3 separate regions of the Mus musculus genome follow, and regions 1 and 3 are each linked to region 2. A link is a loop called in an ENCODE intact Hi-C map of the cell type or tissue named here. Cell type or tissue: heart. All regions are shown on one strand.

What was found. Hi-C counts contacts between places; a loop is a spot of excess contacts. Peaks named below come from ENCODE experiments on the same cell type or tissue, not always from the same donor. Only the 100,000 strongest peaks of a DNase experiment are listed, where the experiment ranks them.
Region 1: a loop joins it to region 2, with 3 times the contacts of the local background. A loop is called at or near these places in 6 of 42 quality-filtered maps.
Region 3: it touches region 2 in a loop (4-fold over the local background); 12 of 42 quality-filtered maps call a loop at or near these places.

What each region holds. Positions count from the first base shown.
Region 1 is chr4:141,401,385-141,409,384 of GRCm38, reverse strand. Clcnkb (chloride channel, voltage-sensitive Kb) reads left to right here. Exons shown (of 20, transcript NM_019701.2): 12 at 1-59; 13 at 740-809; 14 at 969-1,079; 15 at 1,368-1,581; 16 at 2,163-2,296; 17 at 4,025-4,113; 18 at 4,250-4,333; 19 at 4,546-4,632; 20 at 4,753-5,028. The coding sequence ends at 4,800. Among named protein-coding and RNA genes, the nearest start is that of Gm34693, 4.7 kb to the right of the region's middle. In heart, CTCF peaks have their summits at 2,289 (motif pointing left) and 4,460 (motif pointing left); DNase peaks (open chromatin) are centred at 2,284 and 4,404; H3K4me3 peaks cover 791 bases; H3K27ac peaks cover 2,754 bases; H3K27me3 peaks cover 1,156 bases.
Region 2 is chr4:141,854,297-141,862,296 of GRCm38, reverse strand. It overlaps Efhd2 (EF hand domain containing 2), which reads left to right. Exons shown (of 4, transcript NM_025994.3): 2 at 345-492; 3 at 1,615-1,749; 4 at 2,419-4,155. The coding sequence ends at 2,550. It overlaps Gm35034 (a long non-coding RNA gene), which reads right to left. Exons shown (of 3, transcript XR_003955163.1): 2 at 4,518-4,656; 3 at 4,181-4,366. Among named protein-coding and RNA genes, the nearest start is that of Gm35034, 9.9 kb to the right of the region's middle. In heart, a CTCF peak has its summit at 4,708 (motif pointing left); DNase peaks (open chromatin) are centred at 1,626, 3,546 and 4,766; H3K27ac peaks cover 512 bases.
Region 3 is chr4:141,381,291-141,389,290 of GRCm38, reverse strand. It overlaps Fam131c (family with sequence similarity 131, member C), which reads right to left. Exons shown (of 7, transcript NM_001085513.2): 5 at 6,782-6,964; 6 at 6,437-6,547; 7 at 5,117-5,903. The coding sequence ends at 5,644. It overlaps Clcnka (chloride channel, voltage-sensitive Ka), which reads left to right. Exons shown (of 20, transcript NM_024412.3): 16 at 1,024-1,157; 17 at 1,914-2,002; 18 at 2,135-2,218; 19 at 3,928-4,014; 20 at 4,343-4,680. The coding sequence ends at 4,390. Among named protein-coding and RNA genes, the nearest start is that of Clcnka, 13 kb to the left of the region's middle. In heart, CTCF peaks have their summits at 1,731 (motif pointing left) and 3,827 (motif pointing left); DNase peaks (open chromatin) are centred at 1,713 and 3,851; H3K4me3 peaks cover 1,563 bases; H3K27ac peaks cover 907 bases; H3K27me3 peaks cover 4,151 bases.

The sequences.
Region 1 (8,000 bases), 450 kb after region 2:
AGTGGTGTCACCCACAGTTGACTGTCTTTGGGACACTAGTCTTCTTCCTGGTCATGAAGGTGGGCAGAGTCATGGCAGGTCCTGGGGGAGATGGGGCTGCTTTCTGAATTAAAGCTTGGAGCACCCCCTCCTATGTCCAGGTCTCTGATCTGACCCTGGCTCACTGTGTACCTCAGAGACCCTCCCAGCCTCAACTCTCTCCCTCCCTGCCTTCATCCGAGAGGTTCAGGCTCACTATGCAGACCAGGCTCTTCCCTTATTCTTATAAAAATCGGTGTGTATGCGTGCATGTGCGTGCAAGTGTGTGTGTGTGTGTGTGTGTGTGCGCGCACGTGTGTGCATGTGTGTGTGTGTATACGTGCGCGTGTATGCAGTGTGCCACAGTGCGATGTGGAGCTCAGAGGACAACTTGCAGAAGTTGCTTTCCCCCTTGTGGATTCCAGGGACCAGACTGAAGTGGTCAGGCTCAGTGCAAAAGCAGTTACCCTGCCCCTTCCTACATTCTTTGAGATGGGATAGTTGATCTTAAAGAGCAGGCTGAGAGAGAAGAGAGTGACAAACCTGGAATGTGCTTGCGCACAGTAGGTGCTTTATTACAGCTTGGTTCCTTCATCTCTAGAGGCAAATGCTGCCGTGGGCTCCAGCCTGGGCACCCTTTTCTCTAGGAACCTCCCCCGCCCCCTGCCCATGTCCTCCTGTGTTGCTTCTAACTCTTGCTGTGTGGGCACCCCCCCCATAGTTCTGGATGCTGATTTTGGCAACCACCATCCCCATCCCTGCTGGATACTTCTTGCCCATCTTTATCTATGGTAAGACTGGAGTCCTGGATGTCTGAGAGGGTTTGGGGGGCATAGGACATGACTTCCGGTATCATCTCCCTCCCAAAGTGGTACCGGGGATGGGGTCGGGATGAGGGCCTGAGGGGTCAGGTCAGCCTGGTTGCTTCATTCATCCTAAATCTGTGGCAGGAGCTGTCATTGGGCGCCTCTTTGGGGAGGTTCTATCTGTCGCCTTCCCAGAGGGCATTGTGGCTGGAGGCAGGGTCAATCCCATCATGCCCGGGGCCTATGCTCTGGCAGGTGAGTGTATCTGGGGCCAGCAGGTGGGTCCCCCCCTCCTCAGTAGGCCCCGTCTATTCCCTGAGCCCTACCACCCCCAAGCCCGCTTTCTCTTCGTTTTCCTTCCCATCCCCCACGTGCTCTGCACTCTTTCCTCTCGGCAAGGCTAGAACCTTCCAACAGTTGTGGTGTGTGCTCTTTGTGCACTGCTGAGCCTAACCACGGTCGCACTGTGCCTACCTTGCCCTCTGGGGGAGCCTGGCTCCTGGCCTGGGACACCCCCCCCCCACCTTGGCTGTGTCCCTGCAGGTGCTGCTGCCTTCTCAGGGGCGGTGACCCACACCCTCTCCACGGCACTGCTGGCCTTTGAGGTAACGGGCCAGCTCGTTCACGCACTGCCTGTGCTGATGGCTGTGCTGGCGGCCAACGCCATCTCTCAGAGCTTCCAGCCCTCTTTCTACGATGGCACCATCATTGTCAAGAAACTGCCGTACCTGCCGTGGATCCGTGGCCGACAGATTGGGTGAGCCTCGGGCTGGCTGATGGTGTGATGATGCCCAGGGTGGTTGGGGGTGGAGGGACTCCTGGAAAAGCCCATCACAGCTGACCTTGAACTGTAGGATGATAGGGCTGATACACACCCGCCCTCTGGTCCCCACAACATCCCCCAGCCCATGAGCTAGATGAAGAAGCTAAGTCTCTGTCAGGCAAGGCTGATAGGAAATGAGCAACAGACAGGAGGGGCCCCTCTCTTTCCCTCCCCTTCTCTGATGGCTTCCTGGTAGCTGTCCCACAAATGGGCTCAGAGACCCCACCTTGATCGGATTGTACCCTAGTATCTTTGGTCCCAAAGTGGCACATCTCAAAGGCTCCAAGTGTCACTGAACACAAGGTCCAGCTCCAAACAATCCTCAGTTTCCCAGTCTTTAGATAGCTGTGGTTCCCATCGCTTCTTTTTTTAGAACCTATGGGTTCCTCTGAACCAAACCCATCCTTGGGACTCACAGGTCTTCTCCCAGCAAGGCTCCTTGGGATGACCCTGTCTTGCCCCAGGCCGGTATCATCCCATTTCCAGGCCTGACTGATGTCTCCCTCTGCCCACAGTTCCCACTCTGTAACTGTGGGTCACTTCATGAACTGCGCCCTCACTACACTGGCCAAGGACATGCCCCTGGAGCAAGTGATCCAAGTCGTGATCTCCACAGATGTGACCCAGTACCCCCTGGTGGAGACTACAGGTATTCCACAGCCATTGAGGAGAAAGTGGCTGTCTGGGAGGAGGCTTTGGGCTTCCCCCTGCTTCCCTTTAAGGGCCCCGCGTGTCAGGGCAGCAAGGGCAAGCAGGGTGTTAGATCTGTCCCTTAATCGAGACTCTGCAACTTGGTAGCTGTGTGACCCAGGGCAAGTCTCCTAATTTCTCTGAGCTCCAGTTTCTTCGTGGAGAAAATGGACCCAATAGCCACTTCTGGAGAAAGTAGAAAGTAGGGGTGATGTGCTTAATGAAAAAGATGAGAGGTGCTTGTAAGACTGCCTGGGACTGGCTCTTTGGATTCCTGGACCCAAGCCTCATGGGCTGACTCTTCACATTCCTGAGTGTTCCTCCCCCGCCCCCCCCCCCCGCTGTTCCATTTGCCAAGATGAGCTCATCCTTTTAAAGGCAGAAGGATGGTGCTAAGTCTCAGAGAGAGACTAACGAGCGCCCCTCTCCAGTTCACAGAGCGTGGTCCTTATGGGAGGGAGATAGCCCAGGTAGGGGAGGAGCTACCTGAAGCTCCCGGAGCACCTGTCCATCCGTGTGTCCCCTCTGTGCCAACAAGGCAGGGTGCACACTCAGTCAGGGTAGCACTGTTGGGGCCTGTGACCCATTTGCCCTTGGGCAGACCACTTGAGCCGTGAGCAACATGAACAACCAAGGTCACCCATATGCCCCACAGCGAGCAGAATAAACTCACCTATGAGGGAAAGAACCTTGTGGTTCTCTTGGGCTCTATGACCGGCAGTGTCCTTGTGTGGAAAGTAGGAAGGGCCATCATAGGTTGCCACCCAAACGTCAGGGACTTCGCTCTCACCAATGGGAGAGATCACAGCAAACACATTTTCTACTTATTTTACATAGCGATGGCCCTTCCAAGAGGCTTCACCTCCTAGAACCAAGAATGGCTTTGGACTCCGCACATCTCCCTGACTAGATTCCACAGCCTACCCTAGAAACAAACCACTGGTTTATTAAAGGAGGGAGGGACACTTCTATTGTAGCATTTGGTTACCAAGTGTGTCTGTGGTGGCAAGGACTGAATTCAGGGCCAGCACATGCTAAGCAAGCCCTCCGCTACTGAGTGATAGCCATGCCTAGTCCCTGGGGTTTTATTTAATGGAGAAAGAGAATATCAAGCTGGATCCTTAGTGAAGAATGGGAAGAATGCCTACGACTCTCAAGATGCCCGGAAACTCCCTCCATGCATCCAGGCTATTCCCTGTATCCACGCTAGCCCCGGCACACAGTAGGATCTCAGATTGGAGTGTACCTCTGGGATCATTTTTCCATTGACCTGACTCAGATTTTAAACAACTGCAAGGGAAACAGAGAAGAAGGACAGCCCAGCTGTGACACCGATATGTCAAGAGGCTAATGTCCATAGCTTCCACCTCTTAAAATGTGGTGGGGTTGGGGGTAGGGTGTCTTAGAATATCTGCTGGCCCACTGGCTGCCTTACCCAGCTGCACTCAGCTGGCATGTCATTATGGAAGCTGAATGGTATAGAGTAACAATTAACCCACCAGATAACCAGTTTCCTCTTCTGTAAGCTGGGTGGTAAGAATTCTAACAGATCACACACAAGTAGTGTAGTTTCCTCAGACACCAGAGCGCCTAGCATGTTCTTGGCACATAGTAGGTGCTCAGTGAATATGACTTACATTTATAATGATCTATGTTCATAATGCGTCCCTCTCTCTTTGAATGTTAGAGTCTCAGACCCTGGTGGGCGTTGTAAAAAGGACCCACTTGGTGCAAGCCCTCCAGACTGAGCCAGCTTCCTGGGCTCCAGGCCAGCAGGTGGGTCCTCCTGCCAGAGGGGGACAGGATGGAGTTGGTGAGCTGGGCTGTGAAGCTGACCTAGAGGAGTTCAGAGACCAAGGTCTAGAAGCTGGTGGCTGGCCCAGGTCCCAATTGTCCTTTGCCCTACCCCCAGCCCTGTCTCCAGGATATCTTGGCTAATGGCTGCCCCACCCAGCCAGTGACACTGCAGCTGTCCCTGGAGACCTCCTTGCATGAGGTAAAGAGAGAACTAGAGAGAGTGGGGTGGAGGTGGAGGCGTCATGAGGAAGGCTGTATGATCCCTTCTAGCAGAGACCTCATTCAGCATCTCACGTGGACTCTGGCTCCCCCTCGTGGTCATATTTCACATTACATCCCGCTCACCAGGCAAGGAGGCTACGGTATGCGGCCAGAGGGGTTTGTTAGCATTTCCTCTCAACCCCTCTGCAGACACACAACCTTTTTGAGCTGCTGAACCTTCAGACGCTGTTCGTGACGTCACGAGGCAGAGCTGTGGGCTCTGTATCGTGGGTGGAGGTACTGGGGTCTTGAGGGCTGGGCAACGTTGAGGAGTTGGGGGCACCGAATTCCCTCCAGCCTCGCCTCCTCTAACCTTCCACCTCCCAGCCCCCACTATCCTCTGTTTCTCTGTCATAGCTGAAGAAAGCAATTTCAACCCTGACCAATCCTCCTGCCCCCAAGTGAGTCAGCCTGGGGGGGGTCGGCAGCCTGGCACCCAGCTGCTCAGCTGCCATGGATCTGGGATCTCTCAGCCCGGCAAGACATCTCCACTCAGCAGAGAAGAACGCTCCATATTCACACTCCGATCCCTGAAGGAGCTGAGAGTAAATGAAGACATTGTGACCCTTGTGACTTCTGGGGTTGCCTGCTGCTAACCAGGAGCTTCTGAGAAAAATAAAACTGATGTCTGGAGCCATTAGTGTCCCCTCTCCTCCCTTAAGGGTGTGCAGAGTAAGGGGGTAGGGGAAACCTCCTCTCTGAGTAGCCTTCTACACCATGGCCATCAAGGCATCCCATTTTTCCTATGGCTCCAGACTATGTACACAGGGTGATCCGTGACCCCGAAGGACTCAGCTTCATGCCTGCAGATTTGATCTGTCCTCTCCCTCCTCGCCCTCAACTCAGGTACAGCGAGGCCAGCCTCACACAGCTCATCTTCTTCAACAGACAGCTCCAACCTGACCACTGGGCTCTCCAGCCCTCCCACTCAATGTGATGGGTCACTCAGCCATGGGCTTTGTAATTGGGCATGAATAGCTATCAGGTGACTGCCTATATGTAAGTCCAGGACACCCCAATACCTCAAACGACTTCATGGTCTGTACCCCAACCCAGATATCTATTCATAACCCCCTGAATATTGAATGCCCTGCACCTCAAATGCCACACATAATTCAAAGGCCTGCCCATGCCCATGCCCTGCCACTATGACCAATGGCTACCTTGCCTTGCTGAACCCACACCCTGCCCTCTGCCATTCCACTTCACTTAGATTCCACACCCACACTCACGCCTCTGCTCCATGTCCTGTTCCCAGAGGGCGTTCCTGTCATGGGGAATCTTGTCTTCAGAAAGGCCACGGCCTTCACTTTCTTTCTGACCTGGTCCCCACTCCTACACCCAATCTATGAATCAACAGTTCTGAAAGGTGGTAAAAGAAGAGGAAAAGGAAGGAAGGAAGGAAGGAAGGAAGGAAGGAAGGGAGGGAGGGAGGGAGGGAGGGAGGGAGGGACGTAGGGAGGGAGGGAGGGAGGGAGGGAGGGAAGCAGGCTGGCTAGTTGGCTGAGTGGTGGTGGCTCATACCCTTAACCCCAGCACTTGTAAGACAGAGGCCAGCCTGGTCTCCATAGCAAGTTCTCAGTCAGCCAGGGCAACATGGTGAGTCCTTGTCTCGAAAAACAAACAAAACACAAAAGGTCAGAGGAGAGAGACTGAGGGGAGACACCTGACACCAGTGTCTCCCCGAACGTGGGCACGCATACTGACACACGCACGAGCTCACACACGAGAAAGCGAAAGCCGGCTGCAGACACAGCTCAGGGGCAGAATGTCTGTCTAGCACGGGTGAGAACCTGGGTCCAGTCTCCAGTCCTGCTCCACCGAAAACAGAAAAGAAAACCTCCTGGTTTGTTTGTTTGTTTGTTTGTTTGTTTGAAGCACTTAAACTTATTCAGAAGGAAACCAATCACATTCACAAACCTACAAATGATAATTAAAGAAAAATCTAGAATTTTTTTTTTTTTTGAGACAGGGTTTCTCTGTGTAGCCCTGGCTGTCCTGGAACTCACTCTGTAGACCAGACTGGCCTCGAACTCAGAAATCCACCTGCCTCTGCCTCCCAAATGCTGGGATTAAAGGCGTGCACCACCACGCCCGGCTACATTTTTATTTTTTAAAAGGTAAAGCCAGATGGGAAGCCAGGTAGCACACGCCTTTAACCCCAGCACTCCTGAGGTAGTGTCAGGTAGATCAGAGAATGGAACAATCTTTAAGATGGAAATCAGAAAATATCAGTGGAAGACATTGGTGAGAAAGTCCCAGCGTGGAACGGCATCCCATGTCCATGGAATGAAGACATTAATTTGTCAAAATATCCACAATTGCAATGTTCTGAAGATTCAATTCCATTTTCTATCAAAATACCAATAATCTTCAACAGAAAGAATTGTCCAGCGATGGAGAATCAGCTCAGCAGTTAAGAGCCCTTACTGCTTCAACAGAGGATCTGAGTTTGGTTCCGCCAGCCACATCAGCGGGGGAGGGTCATGACTGCCTGTAACTCCAGCTCTAAGGGTCAGATGACCTCTTGTGGCCCCCAGGGAAGCATGCAAACACACACACACACACACACACACACACACACACACACACACACACACACACACACACACACAAACACACACACACACACACTTAAAAATTAAGTAATCTTTTTTTCCCAGTTTTTCAAGATAGGGTTTCTTTGTGTATCCCTGGCCATCCTGGAATTTTCTCTGTAGACCAGGCTGGCCTTCAATTCAGAGATCTACCTGCTGTGACTCCAGAGTGCTGAGATTAAATAAAGTGTGCCACCAACTGCTGGGTAAAAAGTTTTTGTTGTTGTTGTTGTTTTTTGTTTGTTTGTTTGTTTGTTTGTTTTGGTTTTGTGCTTTTTTGTTTGTTTTTCATTTTTTAAAGAAAGGAATGGGGAAACACTCTAAAAGTTTAATGGACCCCCCCACACACACACACACAAAGTCAAAGGAATCCTGAGCAGGAAATAAAAAGGTGGAGGAATTTAACAACGTGATCTCAAAACTACAGAAATTGAAGCTGCAATGATTCTAGCATAAAAATAGCTGTGTGGACCAGTGGGTCAAAAAGAGAACCCAGAAGCGAATCCATGCATCCCTAGCCAGAGAGTCCTTGACAACGGTCCTGAGGATGCACACTGAAGAAGAGCCTTGCCAATAAATGCTGTCTTCAGTCGCAATCGAGACCATGGGATTGACGAGGTCATGAAGAGAAGCAGAGGTTAGCACCAAGCGGTGGGGTCAGAGACCCTGAAGACAGGCTCGGTGAAGCCTCCTATGGAGACACCTCTAGGACAATGGGAAGTCGGCCAAGGACAGTGGCTGGAGCCTACAGGACAAGCCGCAGAGCTGGAGAAGAGGGGCTGCCCAAGGCCCTGTGAGTCCTGTGATCGTTAAGTCTGAGACCTCAGGTATAATGGTACTTACACTTCTGGCCTTGGGTTTTGCTCTGATTGACAGTGCTCTGGCCCTCCCCTCGTGTAATAAGAAGTCCATAGCTTATTTATGATTTTACACGAGCCCATGGTTATTTTATAAAGGCCAAACTTTTTGAAAGTGTTTGAATTTTTTTAAAGATCATGGGATTTTTAA
Region 2 (8,000 bases):
TCACAGATCGGGCTAAAGAGAGACTGAGACGACCCTCCCTGTCCCCGGGTGCCCACAGAGGGGCCTGGACCAGAGAGAGCAGGATCCATGGGCATGATGTGAAAACATCTGCTTTTTCATGCACTCTCAGTATAGGAGGCTGTGGCTTCCTCCCCCACACCGTGGGTTTATGTGAGAATTAGCCTTGTTTAAAATACAGGATGCTACCAGGCCACGTGGCCAGGTCCCCTCCAGCTCTGATGGGAAGACACTGACCACATCCTGCCCCCCAGGCTTGTGGCCGCTCTGCAGAGTCAGACACAAGGGATGGCAGGAGAGCCTTAAGCCTCTCTCTGCGTCCACAGGTATGATGCCGGCAGGGATGGCTTCATCGACCTGATGGAGCTGAAACTCATGATGGAGAAGCTGGGGGCCCCCCAGACACACTTGGGCCTCAAGAGTATGATCCAGGAGGTGGACGAGGATTTCGACAGCAAACTCAGCTTCCGGGAGGTGAGTCCATCCAGGGGCCACTCCCAGCCAGCCACACCCCAGCACTGGGTGGCCTTGAGAGGCTCGCAAGGCGTTCTTGGCAGGCGGCCTCCTGCCTGGGCCTCCTGGGTGCCAGCATTATGAGTGCCATCATGATCGATTCCTATGCACTCAACTGAGTTGTGGGGAAAGGCTGTGTGCTCTGAGGGCCTGGAGATTAGAAGGGAAAGCGCCCAAAACTGGATTACACAGTGCTTGGCTCAGAGGAAGGGAGGGTGACAGGGTCTGCTGAGGGGACCAGGTGTGGCACCGTGTAGCTTCACATTCTCTGAGGGGGAAGCTATGGACCAGCCTGTTTGGGGAATGGCCGGAGGGATGAGGTTCAAAGCAAAATAGCCATGGTTCGGGCTGGAGAGATGGCTCAGCAGTTAAAAGCACTGACTGCTCTTCCAGGGGTCCTGAGTTCAGTTCCCAGCACCCACATGGTGGCTCACAGCCATCTGTAGTAGAATCCAGTGCCCTCTTCTGGTGTGTCTAGAGACAGCCACAGTGTACTCAGATACATTAAATAAATAAATAAGTCTTTTAAAAAAAATAGCCATGGTTCTAGGCCCCCAAACAGCATGGAGTTGCGGATATGGAGTTGCAGATATGGACTTGTGGATATGGGAAGGGAGTTGCTCTGGCATGAGTCAGAGAGGTGGTGTCCAGGGCTTCTTGGGTTGTATGTTTGGGGGTGACAAGAGGCCAGGGGGAAAAGTCAAGTGGTCCCCGAGAATGGCTTGGGCTCAGAGAGCATCCAACCGAATCCTTCCAATGCTGAAGCCGTTTGCCATCTCCGAACCATCATCCGTACTGCAGAATGGGAGTGTGGGCCCTCTAAGGCTTTGTGAATGCAGGGCAGCTTTGTGTTGAGGAACAGTGGGTGGCAAGTAGAGACAGGCTGACGGTGGGAATTCTGCCACCCAGGGTCCTGGCAGGACAGACCAGGAAGGTAGGGGCCAGAGCCCAGCCTATCTTGACTTCCGGTCCTGCAGGTGAGCACTCGGCCTTTCTGCGGAGGGATCTGAGCTGAGGCTTGGGTGTGGCCTTGGACTTTGTTCCCTTTTCTCCCTTGCTGACCCCTGTGCCCTCCCTCCGCAGTTCCTTCTGATCTTCCGCAAGGCAGCAGCAGGGGAGTTGCAGGAAGACAGCGGCTTGCACGTCCTGGCCCGCCTGTCCGAGATCGATGTCTCCACAGAGGGCGTTAAGGGTGCCAAGAACTTCTTCGAGGCCAAGGTGAGAAGCCAGGGACTGCGAGGTCCAACTGTGCGACGACACAGCTAAGACAGGACTGTGCCAGTCCCTCCCCGTCCCTCTCAGGGCTGCAGGGGAAAGGTGGAGCTGACTTTTCCTGAGGTGTGCAGGGCCATCAGGCTCTCTGGAGGCCCCACCCTTGCCAGCCCCAGCCGGGACGAAGCTGTGGGCCTTCAGACCATCTGCATACACAGCCTCTCCCTCTCCCTCTCCCTCTCCTCTTCTTTCTGTGAGTGTGCGTGTATTCTCTCCATCTCTCTCTCTCTCTCCTCTCTCTTACTCTCTCAGAGAAAAATGGTCTCGAATACCCCAGGCTAGCCTTGAACTTCATATCCTTCCGTCTCTCTTTTCCCCAGAGCTAGGATCACAAGTGTTCAGCACCATACCTGGTTTTCTGAAGTATAGCTCAAAACCAGGATGTCACCCATGCCAGGCAAGCACTTTACCAGCTGGCTCTATCTCCCCTCCCCCGCCCCCCAGAAAGCCCCGTGGTCAATTTCTAAGTGTGTGCCAGGTTCTATATGGAGAAACTGAGGCAGAGAGGTGACTATGGCTCACCAGGGCCGGGGTCAGAAAGGATCCCTGGGAGAGCAGCTCCTCAGGCTGATGTGGAGACCACGCCCCTGACCTGTCTGTCACCCTCGCCCCCAGGTACAGGCCATCAACGTGTCCAGCCGCTTTGAGGAAGAGATCAAAGCTGAGCAAGAGGAAAGGAAGAAGCAGGCTGAGGAGGTGAAGCAGCGGAAAGCGGCCTTTAAGGAGCTGCAGTCCACGTTCAAGTAGCCAGAGCCAAGGCCGAGACCTGGCCCTGCCCCGTGTGCGGTCTGGGGGCACGGGTGGGTACAGGGGATCTGTGGGAGACTAGCTCCCAGGTCCTGCTCTCTGTGCCCGGACCACTACTAAAAACCGCAAACGATATGTGACCCGATCTCATTCAGGAGTCTCCTCGGTGGTTGGTCCCTGCCCTGCCCTCTCCTGCGGTTCATGCGGCTGTGATGCCAGCCAGCAGCATCCTCTCTGGCCATCCCTACGTGTCTTGTTCTCTGGCCACCTTGCTGCCTGCTCTAGCCCAACTTCAGCCCATTCACGCCCCTGCCTTTGGTACCAGCTACTTTCTCCACCCACCCAACTCCCCTTAACTATAGGCCGCCCTGCCATGGTCCAGCAGAGAGTGAGACCCTCCCCAGGACGCTTCCTTTCAGATCAGGCCCCATCTCTGATGGAAGTGGAGAGACTCTTCTATTAGTGAGGAGATCCGGGGACTCCTACATTAGTGAGGAGATCCAGGCCCTAGCACTCTAAGCTGATTTCAATGGGGCCCAGCCAGGCAGGGTGAAGGCCACTGTGCGAATCTACCTCACAGGCTACACTCTGCCAGGCATGCCTTGGGGATGTGAGTGATAGGGTTCCGAGGGGAGGGGCAGAAATGTCACCCTCTGACAGCCTACCCCCGCAGCAAGCTGAGGGTCCCAAGGGGCTGTGGAGAGAGGGGTGGGGTCCCTAAGGGATTGGCCTTTTCAGGGTGGACCTCAGCACTCTGCCTTGACTCCCCAAGGAGTGCCTGACGTGTTTATGTTCACTGGCAGTAGGACTCGGGGCCGGCACCCCTTTCACACTCTCCTTCCTTGGGTTTGTCACCCGTGATGGCACCAGCCTGTCGTGCCCACCCGTAGACTCGCATGGGGACTCCCCAGGCCACAGTGAAACCCGTGCCGTTCCTCTATAGCTCCATGTGCTTGCTCACGTGTGTGTATGTGCGTGTCCGTTGCTGTGTTGTGAAACTGTGACGTCACCCAGTCTAAGTGAATGGCCACCGGGGCCACCGTTATGCAATGTTCAGCGTGTCACTGCTTGTGAAGCTCGATAACTCTTTATTTTACTACAATGTCCCCAGAGTCCCTGGGACCCCTGTGGGACTTGCAAAGGTTTTATTTTTTCGGTCTTAGAACCTATGAGAATCGGAGGGGCCGAGCCAAGCCCAGCCCAGCCCAGCTGCCGTGGCCTTGGCTTGCGTTTGCCTCAGCGGATATGTTTATACAGATGAATATAAATTCTCTTTACTTTTGGCTGTTTGCATTTTATTTTTGGTTCCCCCTCTCAGTACCTCCCAAAAAAAGAAAAAAAGAAAAAAACTACTTCTTCATTCGGTGGTACGATTATTTTTTTTAACTAAAATGAGATAAAATTCTATATTCTTATGTGTGTGTGGTTTTTGATGACTAACTAGAAACAAAGGTGGACAGGATCAGGATGAGGTCGCTGGATCTGGGCCGTCACATCAGGAGCCTGGGGAGGAAGGCACTCCTGCTGGAGAGCTCTGTCCCTTAGCATCTACAAACACTCCTGATCTAAGCACTACCTGTATTAAACTCATTTCATCCTTAAAGGAGCTTGCCGAAGGAGCACTGTTTTTGAATTCCTTTTAATGATAAGAACAGGGAGGCCTGAAGGTCTTCGGGTACACAGACCGATTGGGGCAGCAGGATTCGGCTCGAGCCTTCTTCATAAGGCCACCTGCCTTGAGATTTCACAGAGACTGTCGGAATGATGGTCAGAACAGATGTGGTACACACCTGCTGTCATCCTGGCCTTCCAGGGGCTGAGGTGAGAGGAAGGAGAGTTCAAACCTCGTTGGCCTGGACTATGCCACAAGCCCCAGTCTAATAGAAACTATAGCAAAGTATTATGGGTACAGAGGTTCAGGATCAGTGAGCCCCGCCCCCAACCCTGGCACGCACACAGATACCCACCATCCTCAATGCCCTTGGAGTGCTGGAGCAGCTGCAGTGGTGAGATCAGCCGCTGCCTGTGTGGGGCCCATGGCATCCCAGTCTTCATTTGCTGGACTGAACTGGGATCTCCAGGTCTTTCTAGACTTGTGGTTACAGCCTAAACCAAGTGGGGGAAGTTTCTGATTTGTCTGGATGCTGCTGCCCCCGTGCGGCCAGGAGTGGAACTGCAGCTTCCGATGGCGCTTTGCACCTTGAGCTTTGTCAGTTCAGCCCTGCCTGGGAAGGGCAATGTTCTGGGGGGAGGCATATATCCTGGGGTACACCATTCCTCACGTGCTACCCAATACCTGACGTACTACCACCCACCACTAACATTTTAAGCCAGGCATCTCCCGTCAGTATCTTTTTGCGGGGGGGTCACTGCACACAGTGGCGAAGCGATGCAAGTGAGTTTAGCAATGAAACTCCGATCAGCACAACTTCACCAGTTCTGGGCCAAAACCTCTGGAGTCTGATGCCATGGGATTTGCTTTTTGTATATTTTTAACACAGTAAAACTTCGGCGGGGGGAGGAGTTCCCACATGGCAACTGCCCCAACAAAGCTTTAGGCAGGGCTACATCGAAATTCCTTTGCTAATAAGTACATCTCTAGAAAGATCACCTTGTGGCCCTTCCACAAGAATGAGTTCGACTGACTGAGAAACAGTGTTCAGGAGTCAGTCTAGGGGATTCGATTTTGAAAACCTGCAGGTTTAGCAACTGTGTTTTTTCTAGTGCTTTTCTGTGACCGAGTACCCTCCACACTCATCCACTAGGGATTCTCAAACTGGCTCGTCCAGGAGTTCTCAACCATCTTAATGCTGTGACTCTTTAATGCAGTTCCTCATTGGGGGTCAATGTGGTGACCCCCCCTCCCCAACCAGAAAATTATTTCGTCGCTACTCCATAACTAATTCTCCTCCTGTTAGAAATCCTAATGTAACTATCTGCTATGGAGGATATCTGATATGCAACCCTTGTAAAAGGGTCGTTTGACCCCCGTGGAAGGGCCGGGAGAACCACCGTGCTAGTCAGGCAGATTGCAGAAGGGGAACAAGATGAAAAGGACCCCCGCTTCCATTCACGCCACAGCTGGCCTGGCGCTGAGCGTGGGCGGAGAGCCCTCAGACTCCTAGGCCAGCAGGCTGACTTTCTGGTGCCAGAGCCTCAGCTATTGGGGACCTCAACCTTAGTCTGCCAACACCCCACCCACTCAGAGGCCGGCAGAGAAAGCCAGCGGAGAAATGAGGTGGTTTCAAGTGACCCAGTTCCCAAGAGAAACCGCTCCAGAAACCATCCGACGAGCATGGTCTGGTGGCACGTGTCTGTAAGGCCGACGCTGAGGAGTCAGAGATGGGAAAATCGGGAGTGTTGAGACCAGCCAGGGCGCCATGGACCCATACTGGAAATAGGAGCCAACTCCACCAAGTTGTCCTTTGTCCTCTATATGTAGGCCGTGGCACACGCGTGTAGCACACACAAACATACATATAACTACATGTAATTGTAAAGTTTTTTTTGTTTGTTTGGTTTGGTTTGGGTTTTTTTGTTTTTTTTTTTTTTTTTGTTTTTTTGGGTTTTTTTGAGACAGGGTTTCTCTGTGTAGCCCTGGCTGTCCTGGAACTCAGTAGACCAGGCTGGCCTCGAACTCAGAAATCCACCTGCCTCTGCCTCCAGAGTGCTGGGATTAAAGGCCCGAGCCACCAAGCCCAGCTGTAAGGTTTTGGTTTTGTTGTTGTTGTTGTTTTGTTTTGTTGTTTTTTTTAACCCAAACAAAAGCCTCCCCTGGATCCCCATCTTTTCACTAATCCTCTTTACTATATTCAAGCCACTCAAATCTCCATTGCTTTCCCAGCTCCCTCATGGGACTCTTTAAAAGGGGCGGGGGGGGGCGGGGGAGGGGAGAGAAGGGCTGGAGAAATGGCTCAGCAGTTAAGAGCGCTGGCTAGTCTTCCAGAGGTCCTGGGTTCAATTCCCAGCAACCACATGGTGGCTCACAACCATCTGTAATGAGATCTGATGCCCTCTTCTGGTGTGTCTGAAGACAGCGGCAGTATACTCATATATACATAAAATAAATAAATCTTAAAAAAAAAAAAAAAAGGACGAAGTGGCTCACCTTGTAGCCCTGGTTGGCCTGGAAATCTCTGTGTAGACCAGACTAGCCTCGAAATCTACCTCAGTCTCCCGAGTGCTGGTGTTAAAGTTGTGCACCACCACAGTCAACCCCCCGTTGAACTAACCACTCTACCTCACTGATCTGAAGCTCGACAGTGAACCCCCAAAACTCTGAGGCCACCATTCTTCCCTGTGGTATTTGAGGAGTTAAAACCTTGCCAGCTTTAGGGAACAGAGGCAACGGCTGCCACCTCATCTTGTCAAAGCAGCCAGAGCCCAGAGTCCCCATCGCTGACACCTGTTCCTTTCTCAGGCCCTTGCTCCACTTCCTCCCCCAAAACCTTAGCATTGCTTCTCTGGAGGCCAAGGACATCACCTGGTCACACCCCACCATCCCCACACATCTTTTGTGGTTACTTTTCCATCACAGCTGCTGGAAGTCTGTGAGTCTTGCAGCGCGGCAAGACTTGCCATGAGATCTCAGATCCCGAGAGTCACACTGTGGGCCCTGGAAATGAGGGCTACGGTGGCACAGAATGGAGCACTGTGACATTCTCAGTGCCTCCAGTTTATTTGAACGTGGGATCAGCAAAGGAGGAGAAACCTTATTTCCTGAGTCCTATCCGGCTTCCACCTAGAATAGATCTCATGTCCTGCAGAGCTCCAGCCAGGCATCAATCACCCTTGTTGGTATCAGGACCTCCAAAAACAGTGACACCACATAGGCAGGACCCGAACACGTGTTGCCAAGACAACACTATATTCCCAGAATCCACTTGGCTCAACCACCCACCTTTAACTGTCACTATATCATCACCCATATATAAAGAAAGGCCCCCCTGATATCTCTCTCTCCCCCCTCCCCTTTTCTTTCCCCTGCCACCTTGCCCCTCTCTCTCCCAATAAACCTCAAATGCAACTCTTTGGCCTGGTGTAGTCCCTCTGAAGCCGCGCAACGTTCCAGATCATAACCCAGGAATCTTTATGCAGGGGAGCTGCGGAGTCCAGGCAGCCATCACACCCAGTGCAATGGTAAAGCCGCCACTGCCACCAGAGAACCAACTCCATGTGGATGGCTGCCACAGCCATCACTGCCTGAAGCCACTGCTACACCACATGGATTTCCACTACTGCCGCGCTGCAAGACTCACAGACTTCTACCACATGAGCTGTGCTGCCCTGGTCCACCCTGTGGGGCTAGCTTCTGCTGGGCCCGTACCAACCACTCAGTTCCACGTTTCCATTTACCAGTTTGCTAGAATTCTTGCACAGATAACGCAATATTGATTGTTAAGGTCAGTCAGCAGGAGGGCCCCTAATTTCCCAGATAGAGCCTGGCTAGC
Region 3 (8,000 bases), 470 kb after region 2:
GGCCAGGGTGGTGTGGAAGTTTAGGGACACCCACACCCACCCACACACACACACCCCAACACCACTGCAATTGCCCTCAGCCCATTAGCTGGCCCTCAACCTCCCGGGAGCTTCAGGGGCTGGGAGAGAAAGCCAGAGCTTGGACAAGTCTTACTTCAGGTCACGAGGAGGTTGAACATCAGTTAGGAGGCCTTTCTCCTCTCTCTCTTGCTCTTCCGACCTAACTAGGTGGTCAGGAGCTAGGATGCAGATGCGGTCTGAGATCCTTCCTCAACCAGAATGCACCCAGCAGTTTCTGTTTCCAGAGCAGCCGTGACTGAGGCCATCTCAACAGCCCCTGATAGTTTAATTCTTACCTTCAACTTAACAAGATATATAATGAGACCTTGGCAAAATAGTTTCTAGGCGGTGTCAGCTGTCCCTAAGTGTGGGCAGTGCCATCCCATGAGCTTTGTCCTGAACTTAAATACTAAAGAACAAGCGAGGGCTGGAGAGATGGCTCAGCGGGTAAGAGCACTGACTGTTCTTCCAGAGGTCCTGAGTTCAAATCCCAGCAACCACCTGGTGGCTCACAACCACCTGTAATGAGATCTGACGCCCTCTTCCAGTGTGTCTGAAGACAGCTACAGTGTACTTATGTTAATAAATACATCTTTGGGCCGGAGCAAGCAGGGACTGAGGGAGTTGACTGGAGTGAGGGGGGGTGGTGACTGGAGTAAGCAGGGGCTGACCAGAGTGATTAGAGGTCCTAAAATTCAATTCCCAACAACCACATGAAGGTTCACAACCATCTGTACAGCCACACTGTACTCATATACATAAAATACATTTGATGCCCTCTTCTGGAGTGTCTGAAGACAGCTACAGTGTACTCACATATAATAAATAAATAAATAAATCTTTTTAAAAAATTAAACTATCAGCTATCACACATGGAAGCTCTCCCAGCAAGGTTTCCTGTCTTGTCCTGGGGGGGCCAGCACCCCCACCGCAGGGCCTGCTACATGCTTCCTCTGTCCACAGCTCCTACCCTGTAACGGTGGAACATTTCATGAACTCTAACCTCACCACACTGGCCAAGGACATGCCCCTGGAGGAGGTGGTCAAGGTGGTGACCTCCACAGATGTGTCTCAGTATCCCTTGGTGGAGACCAGAGGTACTCGGCTAGGGTGGGGGTGGGGGAGGGGCACTGCGTGTAAATTCCCTCTAAGTGTAAGGGCGGCAAGGGCAGGCAGGGTGTTGGATGTGCCTCTGAGTCCAGACTGCTGTGTGACCTGGGACAAGTCCTTAGCTTCTCTGTGCTTTGGTTTATTGTGAATGAAATGGACATAATAAGCATGCTAACTTCCAGAGGTTTGGAGATGGAAAGTCATTGTAAAGCAGCCTGGGGGTGGCTCTTGGGATGCTAGTCAAGGATGATATGGCCATCCACAGCTGTCAAACATCTGTGTCTAAAACTGAGTTCCAGGAGACAGGACAGTTACCCACTGTGCCCCTCAGCCTGCGTTCCCTCAGCTGTAAACTGGATGAAAGGTGTCCTAGGAGACTGAAAAATCTGTAATTTTCTCTGACACTTAAGAACACCCAGCATGAATGAGGCTGGAGAGAGATTGGTTAAGATCAAGGCTGTTCTTACAGGACCTGGCCTTTGTTTCCTGCACTCTCATGGCAGCTTACAACTGTCCTTAACTCTTGGCTCGTTCGGAGGACTCTGGCACCCTCTTCTGGCCTCTGTGGGCACTGCACATAATATGTGTAGTGCACATATGCAGGCAAAATATTCATACACATAAAATAAAAATAATAATCAAATCTTTAAAAAGAAGCGACCAGCATGTTCATGGCACATAGTAGGGACTCAGATAATGTGACTTTTATTTTTATAACAAGTCCCTTCCTCTGTACTTCCTAGAGTCTCAGACCCTGGTGGGCATTGTGGAAAGGACCCACTTGGTGCAAGCCCTTCAGACCCAGCCAGCTTCCTGGGCTCCAGGCCAAGAGGTGGGCTCCCCTGCCAGGTGTGGGGACAGAGTGGCCGTGTGATCAGGGCTCTGAAGGGAGAGAGGAGTTCAAGGGTCAGGAGTCTGGGAACTATAGGCTGGCTCAGACCCCATTTTCTTTCTCCAATCCCAGCGATTTCTCCAGGACATCTTGGCTGGTGGCTGCCCCACACAGCCAGTGACCCTGCAGCTGTCCCCAGAGACCTCCCTATATCAGGTAAGGGGGAAAAAGGGTGGAACTGATGGGGACACAGGCTCCATATCCTCCCTCTGTGAGGTGTTACACACATATACACACCCCATATATACACACATACCATACACAATATACACAATACAACATATACATACATACCCCCCACACACACACCATATATACACACATACCATACACAATATACACACACACAACATATACATACACACACACACACCACTCACACCACATATACAAACATACCACACATACCACATATACACACACAGCACATATAACACACACACATACAAACAACACACAATATATACACACACAACACATATACTTGCATACCACACACAATATACACACATGCATACACATGCATACACACATACATGCGCAACACATATACATATACACACATACAACACACACTATATACACACAGATACACACACAACACATATACACACATACAACACACACACATTCATCTACAGACGTGCCCAGCAGCCACAGCCTGGGTCATCACCAGGGTTCCTGGGGCGATGCAGAGGAGATAGGGACTTGAGCGAGCTTGGGAAACACATGCTTTTGGATAGAAACCGGTGCTTGTTAGTTAGAAGCATCCATGTGGCTGGAGCGATGCCTTAGCTTTAGCAACACTGGCTGCTCTTCCAGAGTGTCAGGGTTCAATTCTCAGCAAGCACATGGCAGCTCCAGCCCTTAAGGATTCAGCACCCTCTGCTGGTCCCTAGAGGCACGTCATACATGTGGTTCACAGTCACGCATGCAGGCAAAACACCCATGCACATTAAAAAAAAAAAATCTGGGCATGGCGGTAAACACCTTTAATCCCAACATGTGGGAGGCAGAGGCAAGAAAATCTGTGTGAGTCTGAGACCAGCCTGGTCTACACAGTGAGTCCCAGGACAGCCAGGGCTACATAGAGAGGCTCTGTCTAAAAAAACTAAACAAACAAACAAAAAAACTTTTTTGGGGGGTGGGGGATGTGTTGAGACAGGGTTTCTCTGTATAACCCTGGCAGTCCTGGAACTCACTCTGTAGACCAGGCTGGCCTCGAACTCAGAAATCTGCCTCTGTCTCCCAAGTGCTGGGATTAAAGGCGTACATCACCACTGCCCAGCCACAAAAAAAAAAAAAAAAAAAAAAAACCTTAAAAAAAGATTTATTTACTTACTTTATGTATATGAGTACACTGTAGTATCTTCAGACCCAGAAGAAGAGGGCATCAGATCCCATTACGGATGGTTGTGAGCCACCATGTGGTTGCTGGGATTTGAACTCAGGACCTTCAGAAGAGCAGTCAGTACTCTTAACCACTGAACCATCATCTCTCCAGCCCCACAAAAAAAACTTTTAAAGAAGGTTTTTAGCATCACACAGGGACCCCAATTGAGCCCCCACACACACACTCCTGTGAGAAAACTGCTAGGTTACTCAGCCTCTCAAAGCAGGCACTTGGGGTGGGGATGACAGACTCAGTCTAGGAACCTGGCTATGGCCCCAAACTTTCTGCCAGGGACCGATGTCCTTGAGACCCAGGGAACCTGGACCAAAGGCCTTGCTTCTTATGTGGAGTCTGGCTCCCCCTAGTGGTTAGACTAGACACTGACGGCTGGACTCACTCACCTGGCCAGAGAAGGGTGTGTGGGCAGAGGGGTGTTCCCTAACCCCATCGGTTCCTGTCAACCCCCCTGCAGGCACACAGGCTCTTTGAGCTGCTGACCCTTCAGGCGCTGTTCGTGACGTCACGGGGCAGAGCTGTGGGCTCTGTGTCCTGGGTGGAGGTACTGGGTCTTAAGGGTGGACATAGCAGGCAGGGGGGGGGGAGCGGGGGGGGGACGGGACAGGGGTGTGTGTGTGCCAACGTTCCCCTTTCAAAACTCCACGGAACTCTGATGTACTTTATTCCTTGGACTAAAATGACCACTGGGACATCAGTTACCAGCCTGCCACCTTCTGAGTTTCAGAGTCCCTTATCTAAGCCACGGGATAGACGGGATAGATGGCAGCTGTAAATCCACAGACTCGATGTGGGGTGCACTTGATAGAGGCCAGAGATGTCTCCATCCCCCCAACCCTCCCTCCCCCTCGATCCTTTTTTCTCTGTTGTAGCTGAAGAAAGCCATTTCCACCTTGATCAACCCACCAGCCCCCAAGTGAGCCGTGTGGGGGTCGGAACAGGAACCCAGCTGAGGGCTCCAGATGCTGCACAGAGCCCTGCCCCTTTTCCCTCCCTCCCTGCACTCCTCCAGCCCAGCCCAGCTACTCAGTGCATCAGCCAGCTCTACCCAGCTGAACAGGGCTCCACATTTATCACGGCCCCCCGAGAGGACAACATCTCTCTGGTCTGGAAGGGACAAATCTCACCCCGGTTTACGAGACGTACCTTCTGGGATTATCTATTCACAGCCAGTAGCTCCTGAGAAAATAAAACTAAAGCTGATTCCCAGAGCCACTGTTCACCCATCTTCTCCCTCAGGAGTTTGCAATTGGTCCCTTGGGTTCTAGTGTTGGCCTAGGTTAAGCTCTTGCGGCATCTGGTGCTCACAGATCATCACAGAGCATCGAAGGCTGGGCTTGGGGCCCCTCAGCCTCTGCTCTGTAGCGGGGAGATGGAAGGGAGAGAGAGTCCCTACTGGGTCTTTTGATGCTTGGCTTCACGTATCCAAGGACCTTGAATATGTGTGGCCCTGCCCTCCAGACTCAGTCTCCCTGTGGTACAGCTGGGTAAAGCAGGGTCCCTGGGGGTGGATCTTTGCAATATCAAGACACTCCAGGCCTCTCCAGTGTTTTGTGTGTTGGAGGTGGGAGCCTTTCCCAACCCCTCACACCTTTATCCAGGGCTCAGCAATGTACTTTCCCCAGGAAGACCAGGTCAAGTTCATCTGGGATTAACACACTACTTTAATGTCACCAGAGAACCCTGTGGGAGAGGGAGGGGGTGTGAGGGAGGACACGTGGGTCCTCTTGGCTGGGAAGTGGGGCAGGGCGGGGGGTGGCGGTCACAGAGGAACCAGGTAAGAGAGGAAGGACAGACAGACAGTCCAGTGACTAGAGAGAGTCCAGGAGAAACAGTCCCACCTTCCAGGCAGATGCCCAGACTGAATGGGGCAGGCTGAGCCCAGGTGGAGGTTGGCTCCCCAGACCCCCCTCCAAACAATCTTTCCATGGTGTCCTCCTGGGGGCCCGACTGTCAGCTCTCCTGGGGCTGGTTGCCCTGGTGTCTGCTTAGAGTCCTGGAGCAGGCTGTGAGCAGGTCCATGGAGGCACTGAGCGGTGCACAGGAGTAACAGCCAGCCTCCTCACCACGATCCACCCTGTGTTTGTACGGAGGAGTCGAGAGATGCCCCGTGGTACAGTGGTACAGCTGGGCTCCCAGCAGGGTGTGCAGACAACGGACTGGCCATCTTGCCTCAGTTGTAAAACACTTCATCTTCCTCTTCTGAAAGAGAGCCACTGTCCACCGACGGCAGCGAGCCATGCAAGTGGGCCCTGTCATCGAGCCCCTGGGCCCCTGGCAGCCGCTGCCGGTGGTGCTGCTGGGTGGGGCTAGGGGGTTCCTCTGGTGAGGGCCAGCCATCATTCAGGGTGAGGCCAGGAGAGCAGGCTAGGAGACTGTCGTCCTGTGAAGGGCCGCTCAGGAGGCTGTCCTGAAGGTAGATGCTCTCGAGGTCTAGAAAACCAAATGGGGGTACAGGGGAAGAGATGGAATTCTGTGCCTGTGCCCTACCTCCCAGGGTGCGGGAGACCAGGCCAGGGTGAGGAGGCCTGCAATGTCACTGTTAAGCTATGCGACCTCAGGTGGGTCTCCAAGTCTCTCTGAGCTCAGTTTTCTCCCTATGACGGACGGAGCAGAGATGATAAGAGCAGGAAGTGAGTATTGGGACAAGAGGTTCTCTTTCTGGTCCTCTGTCCCCTACACTCCCAGTCATAGGGAGAATCATGTGAGAAGAGCTAAGGGACGCTTCATTGGGACCCAGGTTTGGGAAAGCAGCACCCAAAATCCACCTAGTGCCTGCTCAAGCTGCACCCCACCCAGTCTCTCCTTTCTGATAAGCGCAGCCCCTGGGAATGTTGGAGCCAGAGCTGCCAGCCCCAGGTAGCTGGGGAAGAAGGGGGAGGAGGAAAGGAAGGAACCCTGCTGAGAGTCCTTGGCGTCCCTCTGAGGGCTGCTCCACCCACCCTGCCTTGTCGTTCCTGCTGTACCTTGGAGCTGGAAGGCACCCTGGGTACTGTCCTCGGGCTGCAGTTCTTCGTCATCCAGAGAGGACCAGGCACTCAGAGTGGCCTCCGTGATGGCAAACTGCTCAGCGACCCCTGGGGGTGGGTGGAGTGGGGGCGGGGCAGCAAGATTAGACTCAGTGAGCACAGGGGTGGGAAGGGGGCGCTCTATGCCTCCATGGGCCTCTCTGAGCTGTGAGAGAGGAAGCCACCGAGTGAGTGCCCCGCCCACCATCCTGCGCGTTTACGCGTTTACCGCAGGTTCGCTCAGACCCCGCTTCAGGCTGAACACCCAGCCCGTGGCCTCTCTCTCCGTGACCCCTCACTCACCCGCAGCAAAGCGCGCCTCGCGCAGCTCGTCCGGGAGGCAGCAGTAATGTTCGTCCTCTGCGGGGGACAGCTCCCAGCCTGACTGCTGGGCGCTCCAGCCTTTCCACTCGATGAGGTGGGCCACTCGGCCACGGGCCATGGCCGTGGGCTTTGTGATGTGGTCCTTGATGCTCTGCACCACCCCTGTGAAGCCATGGATAGCTGTTCATGGGGTGGCCGTCCCAACGTAAGCCCCCGCTCGTGACACCCAAATACCTCAGACCATCCTGTCACCACGACCAATTCTGCTCTGTGCCATCGCAGTCTGATGCCCTCCTTCACGCCATGTCCCGCCCGTTTGTATGCCCCCCTCATTCCCAATGTCTTATTGAATCTGGATCAAGTTTCCCAAACCAGCCACTCCTTCCTCCGGCTGGCCATGTGACTCAGCCCCTTCCACTCATGATGAACAGCTCTGTGGATTGAGACTCTAGTGAGTGGAGGTGCATCAGGGAGTACTACCTGGAGGAGGTGACCTGGAATTGGGCTCTCTGAAGGCCTATTGGGGTGGGACAGATGGTGGCCAGGCTGGCAGAATTTCAGAGATGAGACAAGGTTAAAGATACAGACGTACTGGCTCAACACCATACAACCAAGGATGGGACACAGGGCAACTAGAGGCTGGGAGCCTTTCATCGGCCAGACAGGGACTAGGGAGCCGAGATGAAGACTTGGTGTTATCTCTACAGCAATGGAGAGCCTTGGTTACAACATGGCCAGACAGGAACCAGGGAAGACGTAGGTTAGATCTGTTACTTGGGATATCAGTTGTATCCCAACTGAAAGACTGAAGTTCAAGGGTGGAGATGGGAGTTGGGGCAATCAGAGGCCATGGTAGGGAGCCAGGTCGAGACAGGAGAAAGGCTGGGGAAGCTTATGAGCTGACTGGCTGGATATGGAAGGGGATGGAGACAAGGAATCAACAGCCCAGCATCTCCACTAACCGAGGTAGGGAACAGATCCGGGCATCCCCAGGACCCTTAAAGCCGGGCTTAGGGGAACCCAAGCTCCAATGTCAGATGAGACCGTCACAGGAATTAGGGACCGGGAACACGGCAATGACGGAGATGAGGAAGAAGGGGGGATCTGCTCTCCGAGTGGGGTGCTGGCTGCAGAGTGCTTGGGGCAAGGAAGTGGTGTTTCTCGAGGCAGGGGAGGTGGATGGCAGGAGTTTCGGGAG